2 separate regions of the Mus musculus genome follow, and region 1 is linked to region 2. Evidence: chromatin loops called from intact Hi-C (ENCODE). Cell type or tissue: left cerebral cortex. All regions are shown on one strand. Each heading gives the region's core, and the rest is flanking DNA. Links, peaks and the distances in the headings are about the cores only. Region 1 overlaps Tec (tec protein tyrosine kinase). Region 2 overlaps Corin (corin, serine peptidase).

Region 1 (8,837 bases), core at 367-8,366, 410 kb before region 2:
TTATTTATAAAAACTTTCCATAGGTAAAAACTAAATACATCGCTGCTAAAATAGTTGCCATTGTGGTGGTTCTCACTGGCTATGCCGGCTGGGTGTCTGGGTGTCTGGGTATGTGGGTGTCTGGGTGTCTGGGTACAGGCTGTAATTCTGTTCTGGGTCTTATAGTAATTATTACTGTGTTATTCAGGGCTGTGGGGTTGGTCTCTTCCCCATGGCTTTAGGCCGTTTCCTTTGTAAAAGTATCCTTTCCCTGTCTGTCTTACAGATAAGTGGGAGATTAACCCATCAGAGCTGACCTTTATGAGAGAGTTGGGGAGCGGACTGTTTGGAGTGGTGAGGCTTGGCAAGTGGCGGGCCCAGTACAAAGTGGCCATCAAAGCTATCCGGGAAGGCGCCATGTGTGAAGAGGATTTCATAGAGGAAGCTAAAGTCATGATGTAAGTTTCTATTCTTCTTCTTCTTTGTTTTATGTGTATTTGGTATTTTGAATGCATGTATGTCTGGGCATCATGTGTATACATTGCCTGCAGAGGCCAGGAGAGGGCATCAGATCCTCCTGGGACTGGAATTATAGGTGGCTGGAAACCATCCTGTGGGTGCTAGGGATTGAACTCAGGTCCTCTGGAAGAGCAACCAGTGTTCTTATCCACTGAGTCATAGCTCCAGATCCCATGATGTAAATTTCTAGCTCCCCTTTTTGAATTAAAAATTGGCCCCGCCCAGCACACCTGCCTGCTGGTTTGTTTTCCTGTGGTAACTCTGTGTGTCTGTTGCCCTCAGGAAGCTGACACACCCCAAGCTGGTACAGCTCTATGGTGTATGCACCCAGCAGAAGCCCATCTACATCGTTACCGAGTTCATGGAACGGGGCTGCCTTCTGAATTTCCTCCGGCAGAGACAAGGCCATTTCAGCAGAGACATGCTGCTAAGCATGTGTCAAGATGTCTGTGAAGGGATGGAGTACCTGGAGAGAAACAGCTTCATCCACAGAGACCTGGTGAGTAACCAGAGTCCTCCTGGCCTCCCACTGCTGTGACTTCCTACACCCTGGCTGGATTCCATTGTCCCGTTGGGTTACACAGAGAACTTTGTTGTATTAGTTGCCTGTTTTTGTCCTTAACAAGATTTCGTTATTTTCAAACTTGGTAAATTTCAATAATTTACTTGATAATTTCTAAGGAAAAGACCTTTATTAAATCTAATAGCGTACAGACTTATTATCCCCAAGCAAGTTTCCGTTGAATTAATTATTTGAGCTCTGGGAGATTCCCAGGAGATAGCTAGTCGGGGCAGATTTATTTGATGTCATTGTGTTATAGATAAGAGTGTTAGCTTTGGGGGAAGTGAAAGAGGCTTGCCTATTGTGAGAAATGGGGAAGTTAGGCTTAGCCTTGACCTTTAAGACCAAGTCTCCAGCTCTTTCTACTTTAAGTGCTGAACAGAAACTACCAGAGAAATCCTGAGCTCAACTAAGAGGGAATTCTGGGAGTTTTCATTACTTCTGAAAATAATAGGAAGAAAAATAGAAAACAACCTAACCCAGTTCTAAAGGGCTGTGATGGGGGGGTTTCTCAGTTTTCCTCCTCTTCCTTCTGATTTTCTTTCCCTCCCCAGCCATTCTTCACAGTTAACACCACTGTAACAAATAATACTGTAACCATAGCAAGCAACACTGTGACTGCAACAAGTGACACTGCAACTGTAACAAGCAACACTGTGACTGTAACAAGCAACACTGCAACTGTAATTAGTAACACTGCAACTGTAACAAGCAACACTGCAACTGTAACAAGCAACACTGGCTGCAACAAGCAACACTGTAACTGTAACAAGCAACACTGTGACTGTAACAAGCCACACTGCGACTGTAACAAGCAACACTGTAACTGTAACAAGCAACACCGTGACTGTAGGAAACAACACTGTGACTGTAGAAAACAACACTGTGACTGTAACAAGCAACACTGTGACTGTAACAAGCAACACTGTGACTGTAACAAGCAACACTGTGACTGTAACAAGCAACACTGTGACTGTAGCAAGCAACACTGTGACTGTAACAAGTAACCATCTACCTTGATTAGTCTACCAAACCAACAGGATTCGCATTGTGTCCACCCTCCTTTAGCCTTAGCTGCCTTGTGATAGAGCGTGGATCTGTTTCCTTGGAGCAGGAGCAGCAGGGTGCTTTGTTTTAACCTCACCTGACATAGGCCTTACTTTTGTACTGTAAGCTCCTTTGATAAGGAAGTGGATATTATTCCTATCTGCAAAGGAAGTGAGTAGAACTGGATAAAATATCATCAGGTGCTGGGGAGATGGAGGAGTTTGGACCCAGAACTTACCTTTAGAGTCAGGACTGTAACTCCGATGTCATCTTTAGATTTAAAGCATAGTAACAAATTGAGGATTTGGCAAGGTTGACTTGATCTCCTCGGTGTGTTGTGGGGCTAGTCCTAGTCCATTCTGAAAATTGGATGTGCAATGTGCACTTCATTGTTTGGCTCACATCTTGTTAAAGTTCATACCATTTAATAGAGGCAACGGGCTTTGTAAACTAGATGTGACATATAACATTAGCTTTGATGATTGTGTGTCGCTATGACAACAGCTAATTGTCATGTAGAAACTCATGAATTAAGCATCGTTCTAGTTTTGTTCTTGGAGAATGGATGCAGACGGAATACTTTCATGACTTGCACTTGTCTGTACAGAATTTATTTTCTTGAAAGTGAGTTTTGAATTTTTTTTGGCCAGTGATATTGATATAAATCCCTGGAAGGTTTTAACACCCTTTAAAGTATTAATCCTGCCAGGCGAGAATAAGATTACTAACACAACCTTTGAGCCAAATTTGAAGCAAGCTTTATTAAATTCTGACCAACATGGTAAATACTAGCCAAGTTCATTCCCGGGATTCCCAGAGAATGCCTGCTAATTACATAAGCCCAGTGCTTATTAAGGCAAACCTATTAGGCTATAGACTTTTGACTTTGTCTGATCAGGGACAAGCATATATCCTAGTGTACTTCCCAGCTACAGTTACACACCTTCTGCTTACATGTGACCAAGCACATCCTGTGCACCTGGGGTAACCACCCTTGTTTACAGAAGTGAGAACACATGGCTTGTGGTCGTAGGCGGGCCACAGTCTTCAGCATTCCAGGAAGTTTCTGTCCTGGAAACAAGTGAAACTTACAGATTAAAGAAAAGTTTATTTTACAGATCTTTTAGGCACAGCAGTTTAAGACGTAAAACGTAACTTTTGCCCTCACAAAAGGAAGTGTCGAATGTGCCTTTCCCCTGAGTAAAGTGTTTCATGGGCTTGCAAGTGACAGTACCATGGCTGTCCTCCCGGGAAGGTGCAGATAATTCAAGAGGTGGGCATTAACTGTCACTTGAGAGAGACTCTTAAATGTGCTCAGAGGAAAGGAGCTCTGGGGAATTATCACACAGGAAAAACAAGCATCCGACGAGTGAGGGAGAAACCTTGCCCCATCAGTTGAGGTGTTAAAAACACCATTATTTTGCTTCTGAGAAGCCCTCTGTCATTCTACCAAATTATTATATTGGTTCATGTAATTCTTGATGGATTCAAGAATACACCAAACCCCAAATAACATATGTGTGTGTTTTACCAGCTGAGTATATTATGTCTTAATATATTAGCAACCTCATACACGATAAAGCAGGTCCTGTGTCTATACTTGGCCATTCTTCTGTCTGTTGAGGTGACCACTCTCAGGTTACTGGTCACTGTGATGATTGTGTGTTTCTACTGTTACCTAGAGAGAATTCATCTTTAATCTAGATTAAAGACTTAAGAGTGTTATCAACATCAGTAAGAAAATCACATAGTAATACAATAGGCCTGGACCAGGAAGAAGGTTGGAATGTCCGTTGATCCTCATGAAGTGTGATGTTGGTAAAGACAGTGCCATAATGCCTTGTGACATTTCTAATCTGTCTTTTTTTCAGGTTGCTTCAGATTTTTGTTGGAGGTACCTTCAGTATGGCTGTAAACAGTTTATATGAACACATGTACAGTTCTTTCTGATGTGGACTGTATTATATTTAGTAGAAAGTGAACTTCTGTTGTTCCTTTTTTTGCAGGACCTTTTAATAAATGTAACGTCATAATCTTGTTTTCCAGGCTGCCAGAAATTGTCTAGTGAATGAAGCAGGAGTTGTCAAAGTATCTGATTTTGGAATGGCCAGGTATGGCTGAGTACTGTGTGCTTTTAAGTGGTCACATTATATTTGAATAATTAATAAGCATGGGAAGGCCTTGGGAAATAGCTCAGAGGATAAATTGCTTCCCTCCCAAGCCTGAGTTTGACCAGAATGCAGGAAAAAATCCAGGAGTGGTGGCTTAGGCTTTGTAACCCCAGAACTGGAAAGGCAGAGACTGGTGGATCTCTGAGGCTCTCTGGCTAGAAAACCCAGATTAATTGATGAACCCTAAGCCGTTGAAAAGAGACTAGGCAGACAGCGTTCCTGCCCATGCAATCCAAGGTTGCCTCTGTCCTCTCTATGCACGAACTGCCCACAAGCAAACCCTCCCCAAACTGAAATAAAAACTCAGGCCTCGGGCCCTGGTTGTAGTGATGCTTGTTGTAATCTAGTACTTAGAGGTGGAGGCGGGAGAATCCGGATTTCAAAGTCATTCCTGGCTATATACCAAGTTTGAGGCCAGCCTGGGCTACATGAGATCCTGCCTTTAAAATTTTAATGTGGGAATGATTTGCACCAATAAAGCAATAAGGAAATCTCTTCAACTGTTGTAAGGGTAAATGAGGCTAATTACTATTGTGGCATTGGTAATTCTTTCCACTAGATGGTAGTAGAGCCTATATAATATCTCTCTCTCAATTTGTTTGGTGATTCAGTGCTTAGTATATCCTTGTTCGCAATGTTTTTAATCTCTTAGTTTTTCTACTTTTACTAGTGTTAGAATAGACGTTTAAGAAGCATTTTGTCTGTCCTCCCCTTTCCCTCTGTCCCTTGAGTCATGCATATATTAAAAATCAGGTGTCTACTGGGTGAGGAGCCTAACCCTGTGAGCCACATCGGTGAGTAAACTGAAGGCTGAGCCCACATGTAGTGCAAACGATGGAGAAAGGAGATACATAGCCCTGGGGAAAGTGACTGTGACAGAGCAGGGTGGGGTCAGCAGACAGTGGCTGTCAGTCCAGTCTGTGCCTTTTGTGCTCCAGATGTGTCGGAAAGGAACTTTTTATTTACAAACAGTTAAAAAAGAGACTAAAAGCATGTCAGGACACCTGAGAATTATCTGAAACCTAAGTCTCTGTCCATTGAAAAAACCAAAAACATAGTGTTATTGAGACTTTCAACTTGCAGTCTTGACTAACTGTTGATACCATCTGTGGTCACTTTCACACTGCAGATGAAAAACCTTGAGCTGTCACACGGACGGTGTGCCCTGCAGATACTGAAATCCTCTGTATTATCTGTTTCGTCTTTCCCTGAAATCTTCTACTGTTCGGTGAAAGAGCTAACTTGGGAGTGGGGGAAGGGACGGCCGCTGGAGATCTGGTGACCAGAAAGGCTTTTCTTGCATGGGAACATTGAGTGAACAACACAGGAGAACCATAGTGGTGCCACCTTAAGTCTGGGACTAGTGTGACCTGCCCAGGGAATCAGAAGAGGGCCAAGGAAGCTGGTCCAGAGGCAGAGCTAAGAGCAGTCAAGAAAGTAGAGCAATGTTGGGTCTTCGGGCCAACACCAACCCCCAAGAAGACGCTGGCCTTTGGTGGCCTGAATGCTATCTTTAGTAGTTTCTGATTCTCGAAGCTGATTACCCAGTCCTCTCTATGTGCTCTAGGTAAAGATAGTTAGCACCTGAAGGGGAACCCTGCACTGTCTATCGCCATTCTTCATATTTGGCTTGCAGAAAGCTGGTACTTTTCCACCAGTCCTTTTAGAACTACTCCTTATGCACTACATTCAGACGTCTCTGACTGACAACTATTTGATCCAGCCCAAGGTGGCATTGTCCACCAGATACCATTTTTGTCCATTCAAGGGGAAGTCGGTGTGCTCATCTGAATCTTTGCTCCTGGCAGCTTTAGCATTGACTTCCTATAAATATGTAATGCATTAACAATCCCTCTGATAAATTCCTGCTGCACATACAGCGAAGGGGCTGAAGTCCTCACATCTGTCACTCATCAAAGATTCTTCCCACAAGTGGTCAATGCTACAGCTTCCATGTGTCTTTCTGGATGGATCTGGAAATGTTCAGATAGAAAAAGAATAAAGCATGGTTTGAGAGTGTGTGTGTAGGGACAGTGTGCTGGTATATAAATATGGTATATTACCATCATCTTAAACCTCCTTTTGCCTCTGATCTTTCTAATGCAGTGCTCTCATTGCTTACGTGTGCTGTAGCTTTAAATTGAGGGACTGTGGGGCTCAGAGCACGGACGGCTCTAGTTACTTGTTACCCCTTCCTGTAAGCAGCTCTTCTTCAGATATTTTGCATGCAGGGCCTTTGGATAAAATTTTGTTCAGAGAACAAAGACACGTACCCTACCCCATAAGTTTGCAACAGTTGTATAGTATTCTGCCTCTGTTACCTCATAAGAGAGAAAGATAAACAGCAGTACAATAAAAGTCCACACACTGGGTCACCTCTTCAGATTCTTAACTCAAGCCGAGGAGCTAGACAGACGTCATTGGGCAAGGCCATGAGCTGAACGTGTGTGTTGCATGTTAGACTGCCGTTACTGTCTTGGTCTGTCTTTGTAAGGGGAAAAACGAAAGCTCACGTCTGACATGCAAAGGTGTGACCCATGCGTGGTGTGTCTCATCCTAGGTACGTTCTGGATGATCAGTACACAAGTTCTTCTGGCGCCAAGTTCCCTGTGAAGTGGTGTCCCCCAGAAGTGTTTAATTACAGCCGCTTTAGCAGCAAGTCAGACGTCTGGTCGTTTGGTAAGGCCCACGATGCACGTCTCCTCCCCTCCCCTCCAAAGAGGAAGCAGACTCATCATTGAGTAACCTTATCGTTTTTGTAGGTGTGCTAATGTGGGAAATATTCACAGAAGGCAGGATGCCCTTTGAGAAGAACACCAATTACGAAGTGGTAACCATGGTGACTCGTGGCCACCGCCTCCACCGGCCAAAGCTGGCTTCCAAATATTTGTATGAGGTGATGCTGAGATGCTGGCAAGAGGTACGGCTGTTCCTTTGTGTTGTTTTCTGGTCTATGAAACGATCCATGGTTGGGCCCAGTGGATAGGGAAGGTACAGTTCTTGCAGCCCAGTGACGGTTTGGCTCTTGCACAGGAATGTCAAACTCTAGCAGGAAGCTTTGTCTCGGTGCTGAATAGTGAGAAGTCTCTGAAGACACAAACAATGCTAATGGTTAGCTTAATATACTCAGGCTGACATTTCACTCCCAAGTGCCCCCCCCCCCCCCCCATAGCTGGACCTTGGAAAAAGCCCAGAGAAGTTGCTTCTCTCCATCCAGTAACTGTGAGGTAGAAAGTTTCACTTTCTTTAAACCCATTGTCTCTAGGTATCTTACTTAATCTCTAGAAACATTGAAATACCACCTCCGTAGAAGACATTAAACCCCAGAGAGACCCTTGAAAGACTGCAGTTCACATATATTTCATATCCAACCCTTTAGATTTCATTTTCAGAGTAACCCTTTGAGGCATAGATGCTTGTACTGTGACCATAAGGCTCACGAGGGTGATACTTGCCCGGGGCCAGTTACCTCCAGAACATCAGAGGCCCATCCTGCACCGAAGCCATCACTTGCTATAATACCTCCCACCAGCACTGACTGGGGTGCACAGAGGCTAATTGGGTGGGAAGTGGTAGCAGGGAGAGCAGTGTGAGCAAAGTGGAGGATTTGGTTATAAACATGGTGTGTGTGCCAGGAGAGCTTAGTCTGAATTTTGTGGGAAATGAGGTTAGCTGATGAGGAGATGGAGTGGGGGGTCACAGAGGGCCCTCAAAATGAGTAAGACAAGGGCTCCAAAACGAACCCAGCAGCTTTGGGGTTGGTTAGGGCAAAGAGAAATCATCCTGTGTTTCCCCATTCCCCAGGAGTCTTGCCTCTGCAGAGTCGCGCAGGATTTGAGCAGTAAGAATTTTCTGGGGAGCCGCTTCTGAAACTCATAGCTTCTCTTCGATTTTTAACTGTAGAGACCAGAGGGAAGGCCTTCCTTTGAAGACTTGCTGCGTACGATAGATGAACTAGTTGAATGTGAAGAAACTTTTGGAAGATGAATGGTGGCCCCAGTTTCCAAGGCAAGAGGAAGAAATGGTGTGCCATCGGAACGCAATTCTCTTGGCACCTGGGAGTATAGACTGCTCTGCTTACAACACGGGAGCCCCAGCGCATCTGCTGCTGATCCAGCCTGAGCTCAGTGGCTGCTTTGCCGGCTGCACAGATGGTCTCTCAGAGCTGGTGACTTGAAGCACTCATTTTGCTCATTTCTTCAAGGGTTTGAGTGCCAGCCATGTATACCAGGCTCTGTGCCCAGGCCTCAGGAGATGAACATGGGACTATGCTAGCTGATGCTAGCAGAAAGCCAGGGTGGTTGTGATGGGGACGAGTCATGTCCCAGCGTCTCTTCCATGCCCTTTGGCTTTTACATAAACCTGGGCCTGGAGTGTTGTCTACCACTGAGTTCTAGGAAAAGCAGGAACCCACCTGGATACGTAGTAATCCTCTGTTTTGGAAACATCTCTTTCCAAACTTGTTCTTAGTAGTATGCTTAAAAATTTGTATATTGTATATATTGTAAATACATATAATATATAAAGTTATATATTTATAAGTAACATACGTTTATCTC
Region 2 (8,837 bases), core at 433-8,432:
CATAACCCGGAAATCAACAGCAAACACAGTTTCCTTTCCACATACCTTAGTGAAAAGCAATCGGGGCAAAGGCTTCTGCTGCCACTATTCGTTTGGAAAGAAAAAGCCCCGATGTTAGGTCATCAGAGATCAGTGATACTTTCTAGGGATGCTGGAAGTCTGGGTAGCAGCAGTGAAAGACTGACACTATGATAAAAGGCTTCTACTTGAAGTAGAGCTTTTGCCTTGATGCCCTGTTGGTTATCAGGGAAAGTCTTTTCCTTAAACTGGAGAGATGAGAGGTGGGGCAGATAAGTAAGATGTCATTTACAAACCAGAATGCCAGTATCTTTGTGTGGTCCTCTTGGCCTCACATCACGTGCACTTCATTTTGTTAAGTATAGGTACCTATGTAACAACTGAGTATGGTTTTCCAACTGGAAGCAACCATCTGTTTCTTTCCTTCAGTGTGGTTTGCCGTGGCTTTGTTTTGTACGGAGTTCTTTTGGATACTGGCCTGCACTTAGTTGGTGAGAGGATGAACCCAGAGCAGGCCTTTTCCATATGTGTTCAATATTGGGAGGGAGATTGGAAGGAAATTAAAGCTGTGTCATCCTTCAGCCCCAGAAGACATCATTCTTAGTCCTTCAGACAGAGGGTTGGAGATTGGCAGGTGATGAAAGCTGTTGGGTTTTTCCCCTTCCATAGGTCAGACGCCATGTCCAGAAGGAGAACAGGGATGCCTTGGCAGTTCCTGCGTCGAATCCTGTGCTGGTAGCTCTCTGTGTGACTCAGACAGCAGCCTGAGTAACTGCAGTAAGTACAACAGCTGACACGGGCAATTTCTGTGACAGACAGTACACCCAGCCTCTTTCTACCACATTGCCATAAACTCCTGAAGTTGGAATTGCTCCAAAAGAGCACATACATTGGCCTTTGTTTTTGTCCAAAGGTTGCATGTGGTAGCAGAAAAAGAACCAAAATGGTCTTCATTAACGAAATAAGAAACAAATGTGTGGCTGCGGATGGGCCATCCATCCGCATTGCTTAATGTCATTACCACCACTTTCTCCTCATCATCAGTTCCTATAAATTATTTTCGTGGAGCCATCTGCAGGCAGATGTTATCTTCCTTCTTTTATTTTCTAGTTTTTTATTTTTATTAAAAGCACAGCTTCCAGACTAGAGACTTCATCCAAGAAGCAACTAGGAGATTCATCCCAACCGTCACATAAAATTTGGTCATTTTATGCTTCTGATAGATGCATCCTCACTGTTCCAAACACGTTGGTGGACAATTAAGGTCTGGGAATCATTGCATTAATTTGTGTCATTGACAGTGTGGTGGCTGCAATGGTGAAAGCAGGTGGCTGTCTCTAAATTACTTTCCAGTAGATTAGCTGAGGGGAGACAGAATGGCCACGAGTGAAGAATGGCAAATAAACTCCTGTGGGAAATTTTAACTGAACTAGAAAATTTCCAAAGACTGATTTTTTTTTTTAATGATTTGTTCCTCCCAGATTCAGTTATTATATCACTTCTCTCACTTGGAGTAATTAATTGTTTCCTCCATCCTCAGTTTTGGATTAAGAATTACTTCATATTACATATCCTCTCCATCAAGGCCTTGGGAAGCTTTAAGTCTAATAGACTAAGGGAGGCATGGACTTCCAGTGGCCTTGTAACATTTGAGGTGAATTATATCCCAGGATATAAATGATCCTTTTCATACAGCAAACACTGGAAGATCTTATCTTCTGGGCATTTAAAACTGGCTTAGGTGTTGGTCCTTCCATTATTGGAAGCAGCTTCTATACCTGACTTGTAGACATCTCTCAAGGAGCCTCTGGGTGTATGTGTGCCTGATTCTCTACCTAGATGGATAGGTAGCCTATCCCTTTGTAAGTCTGTTCCTATAGACGGGAATGTGATTATTTTACAGTGCTTAACATTATTAGCATCAATAGTGCTTAGCTTCTTGACCACCCCCCCTCTACGTGATGTTTGCTTCTTTCAGTTGGAATTCGCAAAGAGAGAACAGGGAATAATAGATAGGAAGTTATTCAAGGAACAATTGCTCATTTCTTCCTTTTTTTTTTTTCGTAACAGGGTTTCACTATGTATCTCCAACTAGGCTGGAACTCTCTATGTAGACCTGGCTGGCCTTGAACTCTTAGATATCTGCTGGGTTTTGCCTCCTGAGTCCTTGGGTTAAAGGCATGTGCCAACCACATTTCTTTCTCTTCTTCAATGCAAAATTAACTAGAATATAGAGGGACAATAAACAAATAGGCACATAGACAGGGAATATATTAGTAAAGCTGATTGCTTAGCACACGTGACCAGTACTGTGTCTGGTTTGATGCCCTGGATGCTGTGAGCGAAGAAAGTTGATATCCATTGGACAGAGCCATCCACTCCTTGGATTCTAGCCTCTGGAGACACTAATTCTTACCATCTCACAAAAAAATTACCCCATTTTTCAGTGCTTTCTGAAGATGCATTGAGTAGGATTCAGGCCTCAGGATATCTTCTATGTCCTCAGTGACTCCTGTGTGAAGTCATGGTTGATGGTGACAGCCATAGTGGTCTGCTGTGACTCGGCTACACGAGTGTGTGTCTCTGCCGACACTGGATGTAGGCAGTTTTTATATGTATTTATAATTTCTATTTTCACTAGAGTGGTGGTTCTCAACCTTCCTAATGCTGTGACCCTCTAATACAGCTCCTCATGTTGTAGCAACCCAACCATAAAATTATTTTTATTGCTACTTGATAACTACAATTTTGTTGGAGTTATGGGTTGGAATATAAATATCTGAGTTTTCTGATGGTCTCAGGGGACCCCTGTGAATGGATCATTCAATCCCCAAAGGGGTTGGGCCCACTGCTAGGAGAACCACTAGTCTAGTGAAAGTCCATGGTTTACTTTCCATTACAAACCAAAACCTCACATTTACACCTCTGTGAATGAGACAATGTACTGACATGCTTATGGCATCACAAGAAGAGCTTTGAATACCCTGCACTATTCTGTCCAGTGCCTCCCTGGCATCATGACATCTCCACGCCTTGCCGGGAGCAAATTTCAGACATAGCCTTGCATTGGGGGTAGAGGTAGAGATGATGTTCTTATGGCACAGGGAAACCAATCCATCACCTTTCTCTCATAGGAGACAGCACAGGCAACTGGGGGAAGCATCTGGAAAGAATCATTCCCACAGTTCCTCTTTCTACTCACATCCATCAAGACCCTATGAAGCCTGGTGTGGCTGTCGGGCCCCTTTGGTGTTTTCCTGTGTTCCCAGTGTTCTGTTTGCCTTTACTTCAACATGGCGCCTCACCTGTTTCTAAAGCTCCTATTGAACAGCAAGGAAGAAGAAGGGGTGAATAACTTTGCCCTAGTTATAACTTCCTTCTCACCTAAAACTTCCTGTCTGATTTTTACCAGCTTCAGTTAGAAGAAACAAATAGTATTGGGGCCATGATGAAAAAGCCAAACATCAAAATGGTTAAAGATTTCAGCTCCTGGTAGAAAACGGCAGATAGGGGAATGCTGTCTTTCTCCAAGTATCCCCACCTGCTGAGTAAGGAGTAGATGATTACTTGACACATTAGTACTGGGTGGCAATTGATGAATCAAGGCATGGGACACCTACAGCTGTTGATATTACAGTAAGGAAGCATCAAATATCATGTGACTGCTGAGGAGAAAACACAGCAGCTGTCTTCAGTCCTGCCAAGCCCACAGGGCCTAGGCAGTCTAGGCAACCCTCCTGATTCTGCTGCTGAAGTTCAGGAAGTAGGAAAGTTCACAGACTGTTATAAATAATAATGATAGGGAGGGACTCAGAGCTTTCAGCAGAGTGTCTGGTTGGCATGACTAAATGTTGAAAATGCCACCTTTTCCTGTAAATGCTTATCATTTAGAACCTAGTTCCCAGTGACTTCGCAGCTCTGTAACATGTATAGTTCACAGTCCCGCTTTCACTCTTGTTGCAGACTTTGAAAATGAGATGCCATTGACAGAACACCAGGCTTTTAAAAAGTCATTACAGTCATTTATTCAACCTGATCTACAGGACCCTGATCTATCTGCACCTGTACAGAATGTTTGCAGGCTGGACCAATCAGTCTACGCTAAGCATCCTCAAATTTGTGACGTGATCGCCCTCTAGTGACTATTTCATACTCAGCTCCATCCATGTTCATGCTTAAGCTATAAAAGCTTACTGGTCAAAGCCACTGAATTTGGATTGCATGAGTATCTAAGAGTCTAACTAGTTCAGCAATGTCTTTTAAGAGAAAAAAAAACCATAAGATCCAATCCTTACCTCACTCAATAAAGATCTTTAGGATAATGCATGCTCATTATGTAATCTTCCCATCACCCTTGGCAGTGAAACTGAAAGTTACACTTTGACAAATAGGAAGTGATTTGTTCTCCATATGTCAGAACAGAGAGAAATTATCTATATGGTACTATCTGTTCACCACCTAATAGAAACACATTGGTAAAAAGTTAAGCCATGGTTAGTATGGTAAAGGAAGAAAGGGAAAGAAAAGATGTGTAAGAAAAAGGATTGCTTGTGGCATCTGTGTGAATAACTCCATTTTATAAAATTGTAAGTGTATCAAGAGAAGAAGAAAAAGGCCTCTTTTTCTCCTCATCTCTGGAATTGAAGGTGCTTGTGACAAGCAAAAAAGCCTGTAGCAAAAGTGACAGGGAGAATAGTGGGAATGGTCCGATTCTTTATTTGTATCATACCATTTTTCAGACAAAGAAGAATTATTTGAATAATTGTTCATAATAAGGTCTGATTCTTCATTGGCAAAGGCAAAGACAGCTCTCTAGAAATGACTGTGTGCATGAGTGTGAGTAGGGAAAGCCATGGGGGGGGGGGGCGTTAAATTCTTCTAAAGACTCTGGGAGAGGCAGAGAGAAAAAAGTATGGGAGATAATGAACTGCTTATGGAGTTTTATATTATTCCTATAAAAGAAAATCTTTTAAGAATCTGAACACAAAATTTGAAAGTTCCCATGGTTTTACTCTGAGCAGATATAATAAGTTACAATTAATTAAGTGGCTTAAACAGTAGACATTTATATGTCACAGTCCTGGAGTCTAGAAGCTTGAGGTCAAGGATGCCAGCATAGTCCAGCTATGGACCTTTCTCAACCACACAAAGCCAACTTCTTTTTGTATCTGATATGCTAGGATGAGAGAGGGAGATTTCTCTGAGGTCCTGTGTGGAGGGACAATGACCTAATTCCCAACAACTGCTCTCATGACCTAGTCACCTCTTGAGGACCCTATCCCCTAATACCATTACACAGTGTGGGAGGAGCTAAGCTTATTACTCTGAGAGAATACAAAGGGTCCTTCACACTCTTTCTTCATAAATACAGGAGACAACAAGGACCAAACTCTTGCCTTCTCTGCCTTCTTGTCTTTTCACCTGGTATGATGTCAGTTCCCTGGTGTCCTAGCTCCCCCTAGAAACAGAAATTCAGAGCATATTTTGTCGATGACATTTTAATCTGGTCGGTTCCTTATGAATATTGTATCTATGAAGCTCTCCTCATCCCCAGATTAGTAAGTGTCCCGAGGCTTATTTCATCCCAGTCCATATTACTTATCTATTTGTATCATACCACTTTTCAGACAAGCAAGAATCACTTGAATAATTGCTCGTAATAAGGCATGGAATCTTCATTGTGCTTAGGTCAATTTTATAACACATGTCTGATTAACTCTATAACTTGGGGTCCATAGTGTATTAACTGGGATCACCAAGGGGACAGACACTCTCTACTGCCTTCTCTCAAGCCTGCCCAAACTCACCTGTTCTCGGAGGCTTGGATTACTCTGGGTTGTTTTATGCTGACCCTTTGAGCTCCCAGCATTTGGATTAAGCCACTGTGTTAGTTAATCCAGACTACAATGGCAGAGTTCCATAGGCTGCAAGGGATAGATAACAAACATGTGTGCCTCCCAGTTCAAGAGGCTGGAAGCCTGTAATCAACGTCCTGGGATTTGATCTCAAGGGAGGGCTTGCTCACTGCATGGTTTGCCAAGAGCTGCAGTCTTGCTGTGTCTTTATATGATGGTAAAATCAAGACCACTTGCGTTAAGGATGCCAATTCTTTTTTTTTTTTTTTCTTTTTTTTACAGATTTCCAGGGTTATTTCTTTTTTTTTTTTTTGGTAGGGATTTTCCTCATTTACATTTCCAATGCTATCCCAAAAGTCCCCCATACCCACCCCCCACTCCCCTACCCACCCACTCCCCTACCCACCCACTCCCACTTCTTGGCACTGGCGTTCCCCTGTACTGGGGCATATAAAGTTTGCAAGTCCAATGGGCCTCTCTTTCCAGTGATGGCTGACTAGGCCATCTTTTGATACATATGCAGCTAGAGTCAAGAGCTCCGGGGTACTGGTTAGCTCATATTGTTGTTCCACCTATAGGGCTGCAGTTCCCTTTAGTTTCTTGGGTGCTTTCTCTAGCTCCTCCATTGGGGGCCCTGTGATCCATTCAATAGCTGACTGTGAGCATCCACTTCTGTGTTTGCTAGGCCCCAGCATAGTCTCACAAGAGACAGCTATATCTGGGTCCTTTCAGCAATATCTTGCTAGTGTATGCAATGGTGTCAGCGTTTGGAAGCTGATCATGGGATGGATCCCTGGATATGGCAATCACTAGATGGTCCATCCTTTCGTCACAGCTCCAAATTTTGTCTCTGTAACTCCTTCCATGGGTGTTTTGTTCCCAATTCTAAGAAGGGGCAAAGTGTCCACACTTTGGTCTTCGTTCTTCTTGAGTTTCATGCATTTAGCAAATTGTATCTTATATCTTGGTTATCCTAAGTTTCTGGGCTAATATCCACTTATCAGTGAGTACATATTCTGTGAGTTCCTTTGTGATTGGGTTACCTCACTCAGGATGATGCCCTCCAGGTCCATACATTTGCCTAGGAATTTCATAAATTCATTCTTTTTAATAGCTGAGTAGTACTCCATTGTGTAAATGTACCACATTTTCTGTAACCATTCCTCTGTTGAGGAGCATCTGGGTTCTTTCCAGCTTCTGGCTATTATAAATAAGGCTGCTATGAACATAGTGGAGCATGTGTCCTTCTTACCGGTTGGGACATCTTCTGGATATATGCCCAGGAGAGGTGTTGCTGGATCCTCCGGTAGTACTATGTCCAATTTTCTGAGGAACCGCCACACTGATTTCCAGAGTGGTTGTACAAGTTTGCACTCCCACCAACAATGGAGGAGTGTTCCTCTTTCTCCACATCCTCGCCAGCATCTGCTGTCACCTGAATTTTTGATCTTAGCCATTCTGACTGGTGTGAGGTGGAATCTTAGGGTTGTTTTGATTTGCATTTCCCTGATGATTAAGGATGTTGAACATTTTTTCAGTTGTTTCTCTGCCATTTGGTATTCCTCAGGTGAGAATTCTTTGTTCAGTTCTGAGCCCCATTTTTTAATGGGGTTACTTGATTTTCTGGAGTCCACCTTCTTGAGTTCTTTATATATATTGGATATTAGTCCCCTATCCGATTTGGGATAGGTAAAGATCCTTTCCCAATCTGTTGGTGGTCTTTTTGTCTTATTGACGGTGTCTTTTGCCTTGCAGAAGCTTTGAAGTTTTATGAGGTCCCATTTATTGATTCTTGATCTTACAGCACAAGCCATTGCTGTTCTATTCAGGAATTTTCCCCCTGTACCCATATCTTCGAGGCTTTTCCCTACTTTCTCCTCTATAAGTTTCAGTGTCTCTGGTTTTATGTGGAGTTCCTTAATCCACTTAGATTTGACCTTAGTACAAGGAGATAGAAATGGATCAATTCGCAATCTTCTACATGATAACAGCCAGTTGTGCCAGCACCATTTGTTGAAAATGCTGTCTTTTTTCCACTGGATGGTTTTAGCTCCCTTGTCAAAGATCAGGTGACCATAGGTATGTGGGTTCATTTCTGGGTCTTCAATTCTATTCCATTGGTCTACTTGTCTGTCACTATACCAGTACCATGCAGTTTTTATCACAATTGCTCTGTAGTACAGCTTTAGGTCAGTGTATTGGCTAGTTTTGTGTCAACTTGACACAGCTGGAGTTATCACAGAGAAAGGAGCTTCAGTTGAGGAAATGCCTCCATGAGATCCAACTGTAAGGCATTTTCTCAATTAGTGATCAAGGGGGCAAGGCCCCTTGTGGGTGGGACCATCTCTGGGCTGGTTGTCTTGGGTTCTATAAGAAAGCAGGCTATGCAAGCCAGTAAAGAACATCCCTCCATGGCCTCTGCATCAGCTCCTGCTTTCTGACCTGCTTGAGTTCCAGTCCTGCATCCTTTGGTGATCAACAGCAGTATGGAAATGTAAGCCGAATAAACCCTTTCCTCCCCAACTTGCTTCTTGGTCATGATGTTTGTGCAGGAATAGAAACCCTGACTAAGACAAATTGGTACCAGCAGAGTGGGGTATTCCTGTGACAATCTGACCATGTTTTGGGGAGGACTGTGGAAGGACTTTGGAACTTTGGGCTTGAAGATCCATCCATTGTTAAGAGCTCTGTCAGATGTCGTGTAGGAGCTTGGAAGATAATGTTGAGAACACCACAGAAGATGGAGCTCTGGTTTGTGAAATTTCAGAGGGAAAATTAAAGACTCTTTTCAGGGCCATTGCTGTTTTGATTGTGAAGATTCTGTAGTTCTGGTTAGCTGGGGCTGAAGAATCAGCTGTGATTAACAAGATACCAGAACTACTAAAGCAAAAAGTTTGCATTACTGGGACTATTGATGCTGGTTAGCTGGAGCTAAGAAATTAGCGGTGATTAAGAAGAGACCAG

Evidence for each region. A loop is a pair of places that touch in the nucleus more often than their neighbours do. Peaks named below come from ENCODE experiments on the same cell type or tissue, not always from the same donor. Only the 100,000 strongest peaks of a DNase experiment are listed, where the experiment ranks them.
Region 1: it touches region 2 in a loop (8-fold over the local background); 5 of 42 quality-filtered maps call a loop at or near these places.

The regions. Positions count from the first base shown.
Region 1 is chr5:72,755,724-72,764,560 of GRCm38, reverse strand. Tec (tec protein tyrosine kinase) reads left to right here. Exons shown (of 19, transcript NM_001113460.2): 14 at 266-437; 15 at 781-997; 16 at 4,154-4,218; 17 at 6,839-6,957; 18 at 7,041-7,198; 19 at 8,182-8,837. The coding sequence ends at 8,265. Among named protein-coding and RNA genes, the nearest start is that of Txk, 7.4 kb to the right of the region's middle. In left cerebral cortex, for the core only: CTCF peaks have their summits at 554 (motif pointing right) and 4,821 (motif pointing right); a DNase peak (open chromatin) is centred at 7,030.
Region 2 is chr5:72,345,828-72,354,664 of GRCm38, reverse strand. It overlaps Corin (corin, serine peptidase), which reads left to right. Exons shown (of 22, transcript NM_016869.3): 10 at 688-795. Among named protein-coding and RNA genes, the nearest start is that of Gm23712, 69 kb to the left of the region's middle. In left cerebral cortex, for the core only: a CTCF peak has its summit at 4,164 (motif pointing left); a DNase peak (open chromatin) is centred at 4,140.